Regions from separate parts of the Homo sapiens genome. Here region 2 is linked to region 1. The links are chromatin loops, found by intact Hi-C in ENCODE. Cell type or tissue: endothelial cell of umbilical vein. All regions are shown on one strand. Each heading gives the region's core, and the rest is flanking DNA. Links, peaks and the distances in the headings are about the cores only. Region 1 has its middle 21 kb from the start of PREP. Region 2 has its middle 49 kb from the start of POPDC1.

What was found. Peaks named below come from ENCODE experiments on the same cell type or tissue, not always from the same donor. Only the 100,000 strongest peaks of a DNase experiment are listed, where the experiment ranks them.
Region 2: a loop joins it to region 1, with 20 times the contacts of the local background. A loop is called at or near these places in 76 of 110 quality-filtered maps.

Annotation. Positions count from the first base shown.
Region 1 is chr6:105,421,384-105,426,768 of GRCh38, forward strand. No RefSeq gene overlaps it. Among named protein-coding and RNA genes, the nearest start is that of PREP, 21 kb to the left of the region's middle. RefSeq lists an enhancer at 3,038-3,087. In endothelial cell of umbilical vein, for the core only: a CTCF peak has its summit at 2,987 (motif pointing left); a DNase peak (open chromatin) is centred at 2,958; H3K27me3 peaks cover 140 bases.
Region 2 is chr6:105,085,350-105,090,734 of GRCh38, forward strand. No RefSeq gene overlaps it. Among named protein-coding and RNA genes, the nearest start is that of POPDC1, 49 kb to the right of the region's middle. In endothelial cell of umbilical vein, for the core only: a CTCF peak has its summit at 2,413 (motif pointing right); a DNase peak (open chromatin) is centred at 2,452.

The sequences.
Region 1 (5,385 bases), core at 253-5,252:
AGCCAGGCATGGTGGCAGGCACCTGTAGTCCCAGCTACTCGGGAGGCTGAGGCAGGAGAATGGCGTGAACCCGGGAGGTGGAGTTTGCAGTGAGCGGAGATTGCACCACTGCAGTCCAGCCTCGGCAACAGAGCGAGACTCCGTCTCAAAAAAAAAAAAAAAAAAAAAAAAAAAAGATACAATAATTCCGAAAATACCAAGTATAGGGGAAGGATGTATAACAAGAGAGATTCTTCTCATGCACTTCTTGAAGGAATGTAGATTGGTAAAACCACATTGAAAAGCAGTTTTGCTTTGCCTAGTAAAGTTGAAGATTCATATATGTTACATCAGTAATCCCACTCAGGTATTTTTAAGAGAAGCTTATGGGCATGTGCACCAGGATATACATACAAGAATGTTTATGGCAGCATTTGTGCATAATAGCACCAAACTAGAAACCAAACTTATGTCCACCAATAGTAGATTGAATAAATTGTTGAGTATGTACACAATGGATTATATTATACACACTATTTTTAAATAATAACTACAGATGGTCTCCAACTTATGATGGTTTAACTTATCATTTTTTGACTTTACAATGGGTATATCTGGGTATTAAATGCATTTTTGGCTTACAATATTTTTGACTTATGACAGGTTTATCAGGAGATAACCTCATGGTAAGTTGAGGAACATCTGTATTGATATTTGCTTGACTTTAACAGAAGAAAAAGAAAAAGTAAAACTGATGGAATTGCTGAAACTTCAGATAGACTTTTCTTTAAAACTAGAGATGTTAGGCCAGGAGTGGTGGCTCATGTCTGTAATCCCAGCACTTTGGGAAGCTGAGGTGGGCAGATCACGAGGTCAAGAGATTGAGACCATCCTGGCCAACATGGTGAAAACCTGTCTCCACTAAAAATACAAAAATTAGCTGGTCGTGATGGCGCATGCCTGTAGTCCCAGCTACTTGGGAGGCTGAGGCAGGAGAATTGCTTGAACCTGGGAAGTGGAGGTTGCAGTGAGCTGAGATCGCACCACTGCAGTCCAGCCTGGCAACAGAGTGAGACTCCATCTCAAAAAAAAAAAAAAAAAAAAATCTAGAGATGTTAGTTCTCAAAAGAGCTCTTTGGAGGTAATATTATGAAAAGTAAACAGAACTGCATTTTCCTCTACTTTTTTAGGAGCATCAGTTTAATAAATAATAGTACATATAAAATCATAATGCTATAGTCTTTATGGAATGTTCTTATGTGTGTGCATGTGTGTGTTCTTACTTAAGTACAAGTTTAAACCTCAGACAGTATTTATTGATTTCTTATTTTCTGTCCACTCAGAAAGTCATGGTGGACATGGATTGTTTTAAATTCATGTTTAATTGATCTTGAATTTTCTGGCATAACCCTGGTATCAGAGATACAAGTGGTCTAAGACTACTCTGTGGGCCTGTTTTGTCAACTTATCTGTCATATAATGGAGGGGATGTTTTCTCTAGATACCCCGCTGAGCTGCTGACAATTCAAAGTTCCCTTTGGAGGTCTTGGGGACCAGAGGCTGGTCTCATTGGCCAGTTACATGTGGCAGAGGGAACGAGGGGCCCTCCTTGGAGGCAATAGGACACCCTTTAGGTTGGAGACAATACTTAAAGCCATGCTATGGGACCAAGATCCAAGAACCTGGTTAGGGTTTGAAACCTGCCAAATCTGAAAGTTCCAAAGGCAGACACCAAATTTAGGGTATGAGATCCAGAGTTTGGGGCCTGGAAAATCAAAGCTTTTGTGAATTGTGAACTGTAAAACAGAAAAGAGGGACTTGGAGAAGGTCCTGAGTAATTACTGCTCACAGAACTTAAAGCATTCACAATCTGCCATGACATGCTATTTAGGGACCAGCAAGAAAGCAAGGCACAGGTGGTTCTGCAGTAGTAAAAGCTTGAGGTGGATCACTAGTAAGCATGCTAACTGCCATGTAATGTAAGGAAATCTCCATTTTTATAGACAAAGTATTCCATAGCCTGCCAGTAGGAAAGCTCCTTTGACCCCTCACTGAGCGGTCACTCAGGTCTTCAGGATGTCTTTCTGCACACATTTCTTTCCAAGAGTTAGTGGAGTGAGGCTTCTGGGTTTATACTGGTGTCTTACAGTTGCAGTGTTTCTCAGCACTTGCCATCTACTGGCTTAAGGGACAGCAATTCTGAATGCCCCCTAGGACCTCTTTTTACAGCTTAGACTGGGCAATAAACTCAAAGAAAAAACTCACAGTAAAAATAGTTCACTTGTCCCCTTCTCTAACCCACATATGGAGACAAAACAAATTTCTCATAATATACCAACACTTTTAAAAGTGGAAGCCTAATGATTTGAATTCCAGTGGGTAAGGAAGGAAGCAATGTTTTTATGTCCTCTCCACCTTGGAACAGGGTGGGCTATTTCTCCATTTATGTGGGCTGGCAGCAGATGGGGAGGTAAGGGCTTCTCATGATCCACAGCACCACAGTGCCAGCCCCCTGTCAAGCCTATATCAAGAAGAGGTGTGCAGGAGAAAGCTGAGTGTTAGGATTTCACCTGGGCAGAAGAATCGGGGGTGCCAGTTGCAGATTCCCGAAAGAGTGACTGTGACTTGTTGTGGTCCTTTTCCTGTTCCTGGAGTCAGAAAAAAGGGACCAGCTGCTTACTGATCCATCTTCTTTGAAATGAAGTGGAGATTAATTCCTAATTGTTCCACTTCTCATACCTACACATCACAAGTGTAGGTTCACTCCTGATCATTTCTGTGTGTTTTGTATTGTACTGTATTGTATTGTACTGTATTGTAGACAGGGTCTTTCTCTGTTGCCCACGCTGGAGTGCAGTGCTGACCATTTCTTTATCTTTTCAAGGCAGCCCTGATCCCACAGATAGTCCTTCATCCCTTCTTCACTAACAGCCCCTCAGTACTGGATTCATACTCTCTTTAAGTCCCAGCCGTTTGAGGTTTCAAAGTTTGCTACACTGCCCTCTGCTGGTCTGAACTCGGATTTACCCTAAAATGGGGGGCTCCCATTGCCAAGTACTTGAAGTTCACCCTAGATAAACGGCTTCATCAATCTCTATAGCACTTGATTTCCTTTCCTTATCTGGTGAAGTTTCCTATTCATATAGAACTTAGAGATGCTTAGGCTCTTGGACAGTTTCTGCAAATGTAGCATGAGGCTCTTGGAAAGGGAGACTTCTCTGCTTAAGGTTACTCCCTGGCTCCTGGCTTAATCTTTTCAGTGACATTTAATTCTACGGCCAATATCTGATGTTTACTCTTGTTTCTAAGCCATGGATCCTTTCTTGGTCCTCGAGTACGTTAGCCAATATGTCACCCAGATCCTTAAAAAGAGTTAGGAAACCATTCCCTGAGGTACCCTAGAAGTCTGCAGTGATACCAGTTGCTTCCAGTCTATTCTGATGAATACTGTTCCTATGAAATCACTGGTGCATACCACCTACAACTGCCAAGATCACTCATCCTGTGTGTTTAACCCAGGACTGTCTGCTTCCAGTCTGCTTTAGAAATCACGTACAAATATTTTTAAAAATATTATCTACTAATAAGGCAATCTCTCATCACAGTACAGTACAAACACAAGGTGTGTTATTAAGGATTTATCTGGCACCACAAAATTTGCCATAAAACTTCAAAGTCTTAAGAATAGGATTATCTAAAAAGCTCAACATCACTGATCATTAGAGAAATGCAAATCCAAACCACAATGAGATATGATTTCATGCCAGTCAGAATGGTGATCATTAAAAAGTCAAGAAACAACAGATGCTGGTGAGGCTGCAGAGAGATAGGAACACTTTTTTCTGTTGGTGGGAGTGTAAATTAGTTCAACCATTGTGGAAGATGGTGTGGCAATTCCTGAAAGATCTAGAACCAGAAATACCATTTGACCCAGCAATCCCATTACTGGATATATACCCAAAGGAATATAAGTCATTCTATTATAAAAATACATGCATGTGTATGTTCATTGCAGCACTATTCACAATAACAAAGACATGGAATCAACCCAAATGCCCATCAATGATAGACTGGATAAAGAAAATGTGGTACATATACACCATGGAATACTGTGCAGCCATAAAAAGGAACAAGATCGTGTCCTTTGCAGGAACATTGATGGAGCTGGAAGACATTATCCTTAGCAAACTAACACAGGAACAGAAAGACCAAACACTGCATGTTCTCACTTATAAATAGGAGCTGAACAATGTGAACACATAGACACAGGGAGGGAAACAACACACACTGGGGCCTGCCTGGCAGGGTGGAGGGCATGGATGGAGGGAGAGCATCAGGAAGAATAGTTAATGCATGCTGGGCTTAATACCTAGGTGATGGGTTGATAGGTCTAGCAAATCATAAGGGCGCATGTTTACCTATGTAACAAACCTGCACATCCTGCGTGTGTACCCCAGAACCTAAAATAAAATAAAATAAAAAACGTAAAAAAAAGAATTTTCTTTGCCCTCTATTCCTTTTTTACCTTTCTTGACTTACCTCTTCAGAATCTATTCTCTTAGAACATTTGGTTTTGTGTGTTTGTGGCTGTATACCTACATACCTTTCCATCATTGCCATTAGCTTCTTTCCAACAAGCTTTCACAAGTCTAAGAATTCTTGATTAGATTTTTTTTTTATTTTGCTGGCCTACAGGATTTGACATCCCACTAAAATCTTCTATCCTTCAGATGAACACTTTAGCCCCCAATTCTAAACTTGACTGGATGTTACTCTGTTTGCCTAAAATATTTCTGATTTATTCATATCAGTTTTAAGGCACGTCCATTTCTTATATGTATTTAATTGTTTTATTTAAATTGATCTTTCTGGGTTTTTCTAATTATCACTTATAAGAAAAATCATGCTTCTTATGCATATGGAAGTACATGTTGGAAAATGGATAAAAGAGCCATTTTAAGGATAAAATGCAAATAGTGCATCAGGCCTCAAAATTTCACTTTGAGTTTTCCCTTTAATAACAAAATATGGCCAGGCATGGCCTATAATCCTAGCCTTTGGGGAGGCTGAGATGGGAGGATCACTTGGGCCCAGGAGTTCAAGACCAGCCTGGGCAACATAGGGAGACCCTGTCTCTATAAAAATTTTTAAAAAATTAGCCTAGCATGGTGGTATGTGCCTGTGGTCCCAGCTACTCAGGAGGCTGAGGTGGGAGAATCACTTGAGCCTGGGAGGTTGAGGCGCAGGTGACAGAGCAAGACCCTGTCTCAAGAACCAACTGACCAAACAAACAAAAATATAAGTCTTTCTCAAAAAAGGTAGTCACTTAACAGATATATATGGGTAACACCTATACACAGGACACTGAATTAAACATGGAATTATAAAAAGATGAACATATGTTGA
Region 2 (5,385 bases), core at 237-5,236, 340 kb before region 1:
AAATAGTCCAATATGCTTATGTAATTAATGCTGCTTTTTTTTTTTTTTCCAAATAAAGAATAGCTGTAAGTCACATTTAGGATAACAGGACGACCCAGCCAGAATCCCAGGCTGTCCTTCTCTGTACACAGAGTACTATGTTTCCTACCCCTGTCTGTGTCTATAAGCCTTTTGTAAGGACCTTTGTATGAAGCTTTTGCTTGCTAGGCTACTAAATCAAAGCAGTGCTGTGTGATAGCCACCATTTTGTGATCGATTCTGCTCCTGATTGCCTGTTATTTTTGTAAAACATTCCTCAAAAACTCTGTGGGGTTTCTTGTTTGCTTTGCTTTCTAGAAATAATTGAAAATTCTTAAAACTTTCACAGTTGCTCAAATGTAATTTCTGTCATCCTCAATTTAGAAACCAGTATGTTGCCCTTTCTAATCCTCTCTCTCTCTCTCTCTCTCTCTCTCTCTCACACACACACACACACACACACACACACACACACACACACACACACACTTTCTGAATTAATTTGGACTGCCTGGAAAATGGTAAATGTTTCTGTGGCTGCATAGCAGGCATGTTTCTTAACACAATATAGGATAGTTTATTGTATTTATAGTGTATTTTGTTTCTAAAATTACTCAAAATTTCTTGAAGATGTGGGCTATTTCTGAAGGTCAAGGGTCTCCATTTCTACTTAATTTCTGAGCTCCTCAGCATCTGTAGCTATATCCGCCTGCTCCAGTTTGTAAAAGTTCTTTAAAACACAAACTCCAACCTTGGAGGTTTTGCTTACACCCCAAATCACATGGTTGGTTTTCTTTTGTCAAGAAGAAAGAAGAGGCTGGACCCACACCTATTAACGTAAGGACAATGCCCAAAGTCAAAGTCCAGGGAAAGACTGTTTCACACTTGAGAATCAAACCACATTTCTGTTTGACTTGGTGCAAATAGACATATTGTTGACCTGTCCTTTCATACTGCTTTTCTACCTTCTAGAAGTGTGGCCTCTCCCTCACTGCCAGTATGTCAGATATTTCAAGTGTTATTTATCACTTTCTTTCTTTCTTTCTTTTTTTTTTTTTTTTTTTTTTTGACGCAGTCTCGCTCTGTTACCCAGGCTGGAGTGCAGTGGTGTGATCTCGGCTCACTGCAACCTCTGCCTCCCGGGTTCAAGTGATTCTTGTGCCTCAGCCTCCTGAGTAGCTGGGATTTTAGGTGCGCGCCACCACACCCAGCTAATGTTTTGTATTTTTAGTAGAGACAGCGTTTTGCCATGTTACCCAGGCTGGTCTTGAACTCCTGGGCTCAGGCAGTCCACCCACCTCAGCCTCCCAAAGTGCTAGGATTAGAGATGTGAGCCACTGCGCGTGGTCATTTATCACTCTTTCATTGAGATCATCGGGCCACATATTGAGCCCTTATAGTTATCAATCTCCACACTGGCTCTTCAAGTTCTCTCATTTCTTCATGAAATTAATTCTCCACAACTTTCATTAACTAGTTCAGATAGTAGTTTTTCTAGTCCCCTGTTAAACTGCTTCTGCCCAAAAGCAATCAAACAGACCCAAAAAATCCACTTAAAACTATATTAATAAAAACCTAATTACAATCATAATTTCCTCACAGTAAAAATCTTGGAAAATGCAGAGGAGGGGCTGCCGTGTGAGAAGCTCCTGCTGTGGTGTTCTGACGATGTGCCCGGTCCACGCTCTACTTCCTTAGGTGGGCTTTTGTTTGTTGAGGCTGCACAGCATTAATGGGGAAACTTATTGCCGGGGAAAATGTAACATAAAACCAAACAGTGGGAAGGGACTCTGGACTGGCATCTGGTTCAATAGTCTGTCTCCATCTAGGATCATACCTGACCATCCTAGATGGTTATTCCCAAAATCTGCTGGAGGAGAGTCCACGAGTTCCTTTAGAATGGAATCAGTAAACAACAACAACAAAAATAAGTAATAAAAGACTGTGGGTCAATGTCAGATTATACAAGAGATCCCATTTAGATGGATACTCAATTTTCCATGATGTGATTATTACGCATTGCATGCCTGTACCAAAATATCTCATGTACCCTGTAAATATATACGCCTACTATGTACCCACAAAAACTAAAACATAATTTAAAAAGAGATCCCATTTAAAGGGACCATATTGACAACCTGCAGTGTTTCTTTTTAGTAAGACATTATTTCTTAATGGAACACTGTCCTTACTAAAATTATCTTCAAGGCTTATGTAAAAGATGTCCTAAATAACACAATCTAAAAAGTATGTCATAATGTACTCCACTGTGCAGTGGGCCTTTAGAAGTGTAAAAATTCCTTATGGTTAAGGTGAAAGTCCGACTTTTAAGAATGTAGAAGAACTGGAATTCAGTAATTCTGAATAAAGATTGAACATGATACAGTTCAGTTGTTGCTTGACACCACCAGAGGGCACTCTTCACTTGCTCTCTGAAACAGATTTTCTTTTACATCCCCTCATAGCTATAATACTCTTTTGAGTACCTGAATATCCACATGATTGATAAACTTACCTAGGAAAATTTCTGACTGAAAAAATGTGTAATTATAAGTAATGCCTTTTGAGCTCTTATGCAGAAGACAGGGGCTGTCAACACAGAGCTCACAATACTGAAGAGATAATCAGGTATTTGTAACTTGTCTAGAAAAAAGTATTTCTAAAAGTCTTCTTGTAATAAGAAACCACAGGACTGTAAACATTCAATTACATTAAATAATCATACTGCATTATTACCCCATATGTTTCTCCCCCACCTTTCAAGCTATAAGAAATATAAAACTTCTCCCAAGCATGGTGGCTCACACCTCTAATCCCAGTGTTTTGGAGGCCAACCCAGAGGGATCTCTTGAGGCCAGGAGTTCAAGACCAGCCTGATTAACATAGTGAGACCCTGTGATGTGGTTTGGCTGTTTCCCCACCCAAATCTCATCTTGAATTGTAGCTCTTACAATTCCCAGGTGTTGTGAGAGGGACCCCGTGGGAGATAACTGAATCATGGGGTTGGGTCTTTCCCATGCTGTTCTCATGATAGTGAATAATTCTCACGAAATCTGATCATTTCATAAAGGGGAGTTTCCATGCACGAGCTCCCTTCTCTTGTCTGCCACCATGGGAGACATGCCTTTCATCTTCCACCATGATTGTGAGGCCTCCCCAACCATGTGGAACTGTGAATCCACTAAACCTCTTTCTTGTGTAAAATTGTCCAGTCTCAGGTATGTCTTTATCAACAGCATGAAAACGGACGAATACAGCCTGATTCTACAAAACCTTAGCTGGGCATGATGGCTTGTGTCAGTAATTCCAGCTGCTTGGAAGGCTGAGGCAGGAGGATTGCTTGAGACCAGGAGTTCGATGCTGTAGTGCCTTTGATCACACCACTGCACTCCAGCCCGGGAGACACAGTGAGACTGTCACTAAAAAAAAAAAAAAAAAAAAAAAAAAAAAAAAAGAAATGCAAGACTTCTTCATTGGGGTTTTATTACTGAAAACTTTGATGTTCCTCTTCTCACTCAGACATCTTAATAGGGCTGCCCATACTTCCATTATTTGAGAAGAAACAATATCTTGTCAAAATGCTGATATCACACCCAGGTATTCTAAGTATTTGATTTAAATGTGTGTCTCTAGATACAAGTTCTGAAAAGAGTTTTCAGGTATAATTTAATGAAGAAATACATCTTTTACCTTCAGCTTCCATTTATGTATCACTGATTAATGTAATAATAGCTTTTACTTTTATAGTGCTTTATCGGTGACATGGTGCTTTAAAATTTAATTCTCACAAAACCCTCCTAAGATTAAGATGGCAGATATCAATATTCCTATATTACAGATGGGTTCAGGGAGATTACATTAACTACTTGGGCTATAACCTGGCTTGGAGCTAGCTAGGAAAGACACCTCAGAATTCTGATTTGAATCATTCTCTTCTTCCAGTCACCAGAACCAGGCAGTAAGCTTCCTTCTGACTCTTTAGGAAGTGCCAAGAAGACAAGGAAGTGAGTAGGAGAGTTGAAAGGATCAAAATCACACACCAATGTGATTGCCCACATTTGCTTCTGTCTGAATGTTTCCATCCATGCCACCCATTTCTACTAGTCATTCTCCAAACCCACTCTCACTCTCATCCTGCTCCACTGTGTTTCTCTGGTCTTGTTTGTTTTTTGTTTTGAGACAGAGTCTTACTCTGCTGCACAGGCTGGAGTGCAGTGGCACAATCTCGGCTCACTGCAACCTCCGCCTTCCGGGTTCAAGCGATTCTCCTGCCTCAGCCTCCCAAGTAGCTGGGATTACAGGTACATGCCGCCATGCCCGGCTAATTTTTGTATTTTTAGTAGAGATGGGGTTTCACCATGTTGCCCAGGATGGTCTCAATCTCCTGACTTCGTGATCCGCCCACCTTGGCCTCCCAAAGTGCTGGGATTACAGGAGTGAGCCACCGCACCCGGCCTCTTCTTTTTTTTTTTTTTGACAGAGTTTTGGTTTTGTTGCCCAGGCTGGAGTGCAATGGTGCAATCTCAGCTCACTGCTGCAACCTCTACCTCCCAGGTTCAAGTGATTCTCCTGCCTCGGCCTCCTGAGTAGCTGGGATTATAGGTGCGCACCATGCCTGGCTAATTTTTGTATTTTTAGTAGAGACGGAGTTTCACCATGTTGGCCAGGCTGGTCTGGAACTCCTGACTCAAGTGATCCACCTGCTGCGGCCTCCCAAAGTGTTGGGATTACAGGCGTGAGCCACTGCGCCTGGCCGTGTTTCTTACAGTGGGAAGCAAGGCTATGAATGCACTAGCCTGCGAAGCCTGGACCTGCCAGGAGTTCCACCCAATCACCTGGCATGTTTGTGCAAGGGAAGCTCCTGGACCTCACCCCAGACCAGAGTTTCTCAACCTTCCTATCCATATGAATCACCTGGGAGCTTTTAAGACTCCCAATGCCCAGATGAATGGCATCAGAATCTTTAATCCCAACGTGCAGCCCAGGCTAAACCCACTGTCCCGGCAGGTGCATTGTGTCAGTATCTGTGAGGGTGGGCTCTTGGAGCTAGACTTTTAACTGGTTCCCTGAGTGACCGTTTTATAAAAAGTCTGAAAACTACTGGCCAGGAGCCAATAAATACAAGTTGCTTTTAACTGGACTGTGAACAAGAATACGTGGGTTCTAGTTTTTCTTGGGTTCAATTTTCCTGGCTGTGTTTTTCATCTGCCCAATGGGGGCAGGGGGTGGACTCAAACAATCAGACCTCAAAGTGGTCAAGAGGACCTCAAAATGTGGTCCTTAACAGCAGCAGCAGCATCCTGCCCCGGCAACATGGCAAAACCTCATCTCTACAAAAAATACAAAAATTAGCCAGGCGTGGTGGTG